2 separate regions of the Homo sapiens genome follow, and region 1 is linked to region 2. Evidence: chromatin contacts called from ENCODE Hi-C or POLR2A ChIA-PET data. All regions are on one chromosome and are shown on one strand. The core of a region is the stretch at or near the end of the contact, and the rest is flanking DNA. Distances in the headings are between cores, read along the strand shown. Region 1 holds the start of RAB8A (RAB8A, member RAS oncogene family). Region 2 holds the start of MED26 (mediator complex subunit 26).

Region 1 (4,314 bases), core at 893-3,392, 520 kb before region 2:
GTGCCTCAGCCGCCTGAGTAGCTGGGACTACAGGCGCACATGACCACACCTGCCTAGTTTCTGTATTTTTAGCAGAGATGGTGTTTTACCATGTTGGCCAGGCTGGTCTGGAACTCCTGACCTCAGGTGATCCACCTGCCTTGGCCTCCCAAAGTGCTGGGATTACAGGTGTGAACCACCTCGCCTGGCCAAAAAACTTTTTTTTTTTTGCAGAGATGGAGGTCTTGCTATGTTGCCCAGGCTGGTCTCCACCTCCTGGCCTCCAATGAACCTCCACCTCAGCCTCCCAAAGTGCTGGGATTACAAGCGTGCACCATGACGCCCAGCTAATTTTATTTGTTGTAGAGATGGGGATCTCCCTATCTTGTCCGGGCTGGTCTTGACCTCCTAAGCTCAAGCAATCCTCCTGCCTCCCAAAGTGCTGACTCCCAAAGTGCTGGGATTACAGGCCTGAGCCACCACACCCAGCTGCAAGCCCGATTTTCCAAATGTATCTCTCCTCTGTTTTTCTCTTTCTTTTTTTTTTTTTTTTTTTTTTTGAGACGTAGTCTCATTCTGTCGCCCAGACTGGAGTGCAGTGGCGCGATCTCGGTTCACTGCAGGCTCCGCCTCCCGGGTTCACACCATTCTCCTGCCTCAGCCTCCCGAGTAGCTGGGACTACAGGCGCCCGCCACTACTCCCGGGTAATTTTTTGTGTTTTTAGTAGAGACGGGGTTTCACCGCGTTAGCCAGGATGGTCTCGATCTCCTGACCTCCTGATCCGCCCGCCTCGGCCTCCCAAAGTGCGGGATTACAGGCCTGAGCCACCGCGCCCAGCCTTTTTTTCTTTTGATAGGGTCTTGCTCTGTCGCCCAGGCCGAATTGCAGTGGGGCGATCACGGCTTACTGCACCCTCAACCTCCTGGCTTCCCAAAGCACTGGGATCACAGACGGGAGCCAACGCCCCGGCCAGTTTTTTCAACGTTGAGAGCCCTGGCCCCTAGATAGGACCCAGCATCCTCACTGCTCTAACCCCTCCCCCCCCACCATCCCCGGGCTGGCCCGGACAACCCCTAAGGTGGCCGAGGGCGGGCCCTGAGGAGGCCGGCGCGCGCTTCCGGGCACAGCTTGTGGCGGTGAAGCCGCTCAGATGGCGGAGGCCTTGGGTATCTCTAAGCAGATCGCTAGGCCGCAGACCTCGGAGCTCGTCTTGGGTCACTTTTATTTATTTTTTTTGAGACGGAGTCTCTCTCTGTCGCCCACGCTGCAGTGCAATGGCGCGATCTCGGCTCACTGCAAGCTCCGCCTCCCAGATTCAAGCAATTCTCTGCCTCAGCCTCCCGAGTGGCTGGGATTACAGGCGCCCGCCACCACGCCCGGCTAATTTTTGTATTTTTAGTAGAAACGGGGTTTCACCATCTTGGCCAGGCTGGTCTTGAACTCCTGACCTCGTGATCCACGCGCCTCGGCTTCCCAAAGTGTGGGAATTAAAGGCGTGAACCACCGCGTCCGGCTTGGGTCACTTTTCGAGTATACAGCTCCTCCTCTCTCCTTCCTCCCTAGGCCCCCACTGCCCCGACTCGCAGGCCGCAGACAAGGCTGAGAGCGCTACCTTGCTTTCCCGCGCTCGCCTCGGTGCCTACTGCGCCTGCGCGAGCTGTGAGGGCGGGACCCAGAGACACCCGCCCCAACTACTGGCGTGCGCCCTCTGCTGTCGCCTAACGGAACTCCGGGCGCGCGTGCGCACGCACCCCAAGCCACGCCCCGCCAGGCTGCCGGCGCGCGAGCGGTTGGCGCCGCTCCCTGCCTTCCCTCTCCTACAGTGGGGCGGGGCCGGGCCGCCCGAGTCGGGGGTGGAAGGCGGGGGCCACATAATGCCACGCCCCCGCCTCGTCCCCATTTGAAGCCCCGCGACTCTTCACTGCTGGTCAATCAGAGCCCGTGCTCTCCCTAGTGCCGGCCAATGGGAGGTGCGCTCGGGCTGCTTCCGGCTCCGCGCTCCGCTCGCCCCCTCCCAAGGTCTCCCCGCGACTGGCGGGACGCAGGGGCGGGCGTCGGCCGCGGTGACGCGCAGCGGGCCTGGAGCCAATAAGGGGCGGGCTCGGTGCTGATGGACGGTGCTGGTGGCCAGTGGAGAGGCGCTGGCCGCACTTCCCGTCGGGGAGAGAGTGTAATATGGCGAAGACCTACGATTACCTGTTCAAGCTGCTGCTGATCGGGGACTCGGGGGTGGGGAAGACCTGTGTCCTGTTCCGCTTCTCCGAGGACGCCTTCAACTCCACTTTTATCTCCACCATAGGTAACGGGACCGGGGAATGGCTGGGGGCGCCGGAGGCCCGGGCTGGGCGCGCCCCTGAGGGGCTGGGGCTGAGGGATCTACAGGGCTGGACGGGCCGAGGGCGCTGAGAGGGTCGAGGGGGCCTAAAGGGAGAAGAGCAGTCGCCTGCACCGCCGTTCGGGGGTTCCTGGGCCGTGGTGGGGGAGACCAGGTGCCCATTTTGCAGATAGGGAGACTGAGGCTCCGACCCTCAGCCCGCTCGTTAGGGCGTGTTATGTCTTGGGCTGGGGTCTTCGCGCCCGTCCTCTCGATCTGTCCTAGCAGCAGCCCTCGAAGCGGTTCTTTTGAGGCTCTTGCCTTACAGAAGTGGAAACTGAGTCATGGGGAATTGGCCATGGGAAAAAGACAGTGGCATCTCACCTTAATGAGCATTTACTATGTGCCAAGTGCTTCACGTGCATTTTCACACTCTTCAGTTCTTGGTGTTAAGTGCTGTTATGAGCCCGTCTGACAAGATGAGGAATCTGAGGCTCAGGGAGGGCATGGAACTTGCCCAAGGCCACACAGTCTGCACGTGGTGAGAATGGGATTTGATGGAATTTGAACCTGGCTGTGTCTCAACCCAAAACTCGAGGCTTAGCTCTCCTAGAGAGATGCCACTGCACACTCCCAGCTGATGACAAGCTCAGCTAATGCACCTTGGAGCCGGGACTCTAACCCACACCATTCCTGCTCTTTTCTCTGGAGCGTTCAGAGGTTGAGCCCCTCTCCCTGACCATGCTTCCCCTCATAAGCGTATTTTCCTCTAGAAGGAATGATAAGAAGAGTCAGGACCTTTTCCCTGCCCACCTTTCATCCTGCTCCAGGAATGACAGCAATGGCAAGTGACAGCACTGCCTGCCCTGGGACCTGTCATCCCCAAGAAGATGCAAGATAAAAGCCTCAGCGAGAAACTAAATCAGCCACTGCCACAGACAGCCTTGACTTCCCTATCAAAGGGCCCAAGACTCCAGCTGTCACTTTAGAACAGCTTTTCCTGTAGGGCCAGCCCACATTGTGGTTGAACAGAATTGGCTTGGTGCATCTCAGTTGTGATGTCCACAGAAGTGGAGCTGACCTCTCTCAGTGCCACAAAAGCAGTCCTGGCCCACAATGAAAAGGTTTGACCCAGGAGTAACACCTATTTGAGTGGCTTGTGAGCTCTGTAGCCCTGCTAGGGATGGGGAAAGTGGGGGAACGGTCACTAAGTCCAGGAGTTTATTCCGACTCAAGAAAACCTAGGGAATGGCCTTTGCTTTACTGTGTCACTTTGACAGAATCGTGTTATCTCCCTGAACCCCAAGATAATGTGCTAATTCCATTCTTGCCCTCCTCCAGGAGCTATGCTTTATTTATTTTATTTTATTTTATTTTTTGAGACGGAGTCTAGCTCTTTTGCCCAGGCTGGAATCCAGCGGCAGGATCTCGGGTCACTACAACCTCTGCCTCCCGGGTTCAAGCAATTCTCCTGCCTCAGCCTCCCTAGTAGCTGGGATTATAGGCACCCGCCACCACGTCCAGCTAATTTTTGTATTTTTAGTAAATACAGGGTTTCACTGTGTTGGTCAGGCTGGTCTCGAACTCCTGACCTTGTGATCTGCCTGCCTTGGCATCCCAAAGTGCTGGGATTACAAGCATGAGCCACCGCACCCAGCGGAGCTGTGCTTTATAAAACAGTTATATGCCAGATGTAAAATAGAGAGAATTGACTGGAAATCATTACGTCTGGTTTCCAGTTGCTGTTTGCCCTTGAATGTGCACTACCCCTCTCTGAGCCCTGCTGTCTTTAGAGCAGGAGTGACACTGTCTGCCCAGCCTAGTGCCCTGGTGGTTGAGGATTAGAATTAGACAATAAGGGGTTGTCACCACAACCAGAGGCTATCTAGAGGAAGCAAATGAATGGCTCCTGCAGTGACAGCATCCAGCCTCTGAAGACAGATGTTTCTGAATTCTTCCCCCTCCCCCACTCCAAGGCTAAACTTTAGGGTAATTCTTGTGCTCCAACCAATCAAGAAGT
Region 2 (4,355 bases), core at 625-3,124:
TAGTTTTATCCTCTAATATTTCAGTCTTAAAATTGCAGTGACACCAGTTACTGCAAAAAGGACATTCTAGAAGGTTTTATATAGCTTGTGCCCACTCCACCCCCAAAGTCATAACAAAAATGTACAATATAACATTTGTTAAAGACAATTACCATCAAGTCAATGTTAATGGGACCTGAATACCAGGGATAAGAGAAGTACTTATATCACAGCAACCAGAGCCTTCGAAAAAACTCATAACCCTTCAGTCTTAACCAAAAATTGTATAAGCCAATGTGAATTATTCCCAAAACATCATCAGAGTGAAGCATATTGCTAAGAGTAATCAGCCAAGCTCATGTAAAAATGAAAGCAAAAACCCCTACGGTGAGAGAAACCTGAGTTACCTGGCCAAGCCAAAGATGATATTTTTCTTCCATTCACAGCACATTAAAAAGTGATCTCAATGGCCACTTCCTGGGAAGCAGGGCCTCCCCTCATACCTGGATGCTACTGCATCTTCCTACCGCCCTGCTCCTGCCGCGGGAAGAATGACCCCTACTGCCAAGAAACTCTTGGAGAAAATATGAGAATAGATCAGTCTTCCCCCCCACCCCCCCACCCCCGCAACAACACACACACACACACGGAAGGGGAGGGGGCGGTCCCTCCGCAAACAGTAGCCTCAGCAAAGGGGCACCCGAGGAAGCGACACTCTGGAGTTAACCCCGACAGTCTGGGTCAAAAACCACCAGGCTGAGACCCCCAGGTGAGGGAAAGAGCCTACTGAAACAGAGCTCTTGGGTAAACGGGAGAGAAAAGTCCTCTTTAATTCACTACCTAAAAAATGGAGCTCTGGCTTGGTCAGAGACGCAATGGGTACTGAGGCCCAGAAAGGCAACAGGAAGGATCCCACCCTCCCCGAGATCATCTATCGTCGGCAGCGACCCCAAGAGGGTTTTGGCAAAGGCGTGTCTAGTCACAGAAGGGAGACAGACTCTCCACGTACCCTAGGTACCCGGCCAGGGGCAAAACAGACTGGGGGTTCTCTCCGAAGCCAGGAAGGTGCTGCCAGCCGAGAGGAGGGGGAAGAAGGACTTCCCTGATCACCCAGGAGGCCAAGACATGGGAGACATAGGTTCCCCGAGTCATACCCCGGACACCAGTTGCTTCACAGCCCTTCTCCCTCCCCTTCCCGCTCCGGGAGGGCTTCCCGGGGGTCTCGGGTCCCGGAGGGAGGGCGAGGCAGAGAAGCTTCGTCCAGAGCAGTGAGGGTCGTAGAGCTGGAGCAGAAAGGGAGGAAAAACTCTAGCCTCAGCTCCCCCGTCTGCTTCCTCCGCCCAGGCCGCACGGAAGCCTCGGCCTCACGTACCGAGCGCTGCCGGGCTGCCCGACCTGCCCCCGGCCCGGGCCCGAGAAGCGAGAGGCAGGGATGGCAGCGGCCCTCGAGGGGAGGTGGGCGCCAGACGGGTCCCCCGAAGCCCGGTGGGCGAGGGGTACAGGAGAGGGGGAGGGTCCCGGGCCCATGCGGCCTCCGTCCCAGCTCGCGCGGCGGGTACTTACGTTGCTCTGGGGGTCGATGGCCTGCAGCAGCCGGTCCCTGATCTGCTGCGGAGACGCCGGAGCCGCTGTCATTGCCTGGGCGAGGCGGGGGGTTGCGGCCGGGCCAGCGGGCGGGCGGGCTGAGGCGGGGGACGGGGGTCACTCACTCGCCGGCCTCCGGGAGCCGGAGCCGCATGTTCCCCGCGGCGCCGGGGGGTTGGGGGCGCGCGGGGTGGCGGAGAGGGGAGCCGGGGCCGGGTCTCGGTCCCGGGCCGCCGCCGCCACCAAAGGAGGAGGAGGAGCCGCCGGAGCCGCCGCCGCTCGCTGCCGCCGCCTCGAGAACCAAACTCCAGTGAGCTGCCCCCGCGCGGAGTACTCTGGGTAGTCCGCGCCGCACGCAGCGTCGGCGCCACGCTGAGGAGGTTGGGAGATGGGGCGGGCGGAGACGCCAGGCCTGGGCGGGGCTGCCCGTGTGCCACGCCCCGCGCCTCCGCGCAAGCGCGCGCAGGCGCACTCGTCCGCCCGTGACGCCCCGCCCAGCCGCCCGGCCTAGGCAGCCGTTGGGAGGAGGTTGGGCGGGGCAACGGCCCCCGTCCAGGTCACGGGGCGGGGCTTTCTGACGGAAGCGCGCGCGCAAAGAGTCCTTGAACCCGGACGCTCGCAGCGGCTACCTCGGGGCGGGGAGGGCGGCGGGAAAATCCTTCCTCTGGGAGAGCCTTCCCGGCGCGTGACTGGGGGACGGGAGTCGCAGGCTGAGCAGCTGCCGAGTTTTTTGTGAGGGCGAGGGAACCAGACGTCCACGTTGTGATTCTGCGCGCAGAAGGGTCATCGGAGTCCGGGGGTGTCGCCGCGGCCCCCCCGCCCCTCAGAGGGTGTGGGAATGGGTGTGGTGGCAGGGCGGGGGTCTGCACCGCCACGCGCGACCCCGATCGCGAAAACGTGAGGCGGCAAAGCGCCTCTGGCAGAAGCCGCCCGCCGTAGCTGGGAAAGCCGGAGGTTGCAAATCTGCGTCTACGCGGCGGCTTCTCCACCTCGGCACCACTGGCATTTGGGCGGGATCGCTCTGTCTTCGGGGCGGGTCCCCCGATCTGTCGGAAGTTGAGCGGCATCTCTGGCCTCCGAAGCGCCCCCTCCCCCAATCTGCAGTCATTGCCGCCGTCCCTTGTGGGGGCACAGTCCCCCCGCCCCCCCACCGGCAGAGAACCCCGTGATTGAAAGACCCTTCTACCCGCCTCTGCCTTGAGATTCTGTAAAACTGAGATGCTCATTCTCTTAACCAAACACGTCACAGAGGAGGAAACGGAGGCCCAAGGTCACCTAGACTTCGGGGTTAAGCCCAGAACCGCAGATGTCAAGTTTAAGGGCGCCCCTCCTCCCTCCACCCTGTTTATTGCCTTGGTAATTGCTCCCCTCTCTCTGGGAGCTCTGTTGGAAATGCTCTTGTGAGACGGGATGGAAAGGCAAGCTCGGCGGCCTCGGGAGAAATCTTTTTTTTCCCACTGTTACAGGAAGACCTAGATTTAAAACAGGAGGAAGACAGCTGATGAGAACCACATGTGTGCCTTGGAGCTGCCCGACACCTGTTAGTCTTGTATTTGTTGTGCTTCTGGGAAATATTTTCATTTGCAAAAACGGCTGCTTCTGCACGTGGCTATGGTTGCGTGCTTCTGCACATGTGAAAAGTTTTACATCACACTTGGAGGAGAAAAGAAACACGGGCAAAACACTTGTCATTTACTGCTCCCAACCTCGCCCCTCCCAGAATGCGGTGCATTGTGTACATGGTGTACATGGTCCAAGTTGGAAACTGGCCCATTCGGAGATAATTCTCTCATTTCTGATAAGCAAAATAAGCAAAGCCTTCCTCAGGCATATTCTGGTCTTGCCTCTCTCTTAATTTCTAACTCGGATGTACAGTATCTTTTTTTTTTTTTAATAAAGTATTACATAGGAGGCAATTTATTTTGCATGGGTCAGGTTATTTTAAGAAACATTTGGGCCGGACGTGGTGGCTCAAGCCTGTAATCCCAGCACTTCAGCAGGCGGAGGTGGGCGATCACTTGAGCTCAGGAGTTCGAGACTAGCCTGGCCAACATGGTGAAACCCCATCTCTACTAAAAATACAAAAATTAGCCGGGCATGCTGGCGCGCACTTGTAATCCTGGCTACTAGAGGGGGCTGAGGCAGAAGAATTGCTTGAACCCGGGAGGCGGAGGTTGCAGTGAGCCAAGATCACACCACTGCACTCCAGCCTGGGCAACAGACTCTGTCTCAAACAAAATGTGGGGCCAGCCACGGTGGCTCATGCCTGGTAGCTCATGCCTGTAATCCCAGCACTTTGGGAAGCCGAGGTGGGCAGATCACTTGCGGTCAGGAGTTCGAGACCTGCGTGGCCAAAATAGTGAAACCCCTTCTCTACTGAAAAAACAAAAATTAGCCGGGCATGGTGGCACACACCTGTAATCCCAGCTACTCAGAAGGCTGAGGCACGAGAATTGTTTGAACCCAGAAGGCAGAGGCTGCAGTGAGCTGAGATCACGCCACTGTACTCCAACCTGGGTGACAGAGCAAGACTGTCTTGAAAAATAAACAAACATCTGGAAAGTACTCAACTTACCCACTTTTTAAAAACTAAGAAGCACTGACATGACTTGGTTCCTCAAGGGCACTGGCTCTTTTTGGTATCCCCAGTAGATAGAAAAATAGTATCTGTGGAGTAAGTCAATGAAAAGTTTCATCAAATACACGGTAGCGTTACACACACCCCCAGACATATGAATGCATTTCAGTTTCTACAGATCTGGTACACCATGGGTCTGGAGAGCTATTTCTGG

The links. Hi-C counts contacts between places; a loop is a spot of excess contacts on that map. ChIA-PET counts read pairs that join two places held with the same protein, here RNA polymerase II (POLR2A). Pooled maps may share reads with other maps.
Region 1: a loop to region 2 is called in a map of CD8-positive, alpha-beta T cell, with 29 times the contacts of the local background. The contact joins the promoter of RAB8A here to the promoter of MED26 in region 2. A Hi-C loop is called at or near these places in 1 of 168 maps with a recorded cell type or tissue (CD8-positive, alpha-beta T cell), 2 of 37 single-sample maps with no recorded cell type and 8 of 50 pooled maps. POLR2A ChIA-PET finds 5 or more read pairs at or near these places in 1 of 52 experiments (GM12878).

Annotation. Positions count from the first base shown.
Region 1 is chr19:16,109,747-16,114,060 of GRCh38, forward strand. It overlaps RAB8A (RAB8A, member RAS oncogene family), which reads left to right and starts at 2,143. Exons shown (of 8, transcript NM_005370.5): 1 at 2,143-2,279. The coding sequence starts at 2,156. RefSeq lists a silencer at 1,526-2,185.
Region 2 is chr19:16,626,330-16,630,684 of GRCh38, forward strand. MED26 (mediator complex subunit 26) reads right to left here and starts at 1,875. Exons shown (of 3, transcript NM_004831.5): 1 at 1,543-1,875. The coding sequence starts at 1,614. LOC105372296 (a long non-coding RNA gene) reads left to right here and starts at 2,103. Exons shown (of 2, transcript XR_936361.3): 1 at 2,103-2,919; 2 at 3,030-3,479. RefSeq lists silencers at 1,739-1,798, 1,899-2,158, 2,409-2,488 and enhancers at 2,003-2,934, 3,039-3,088.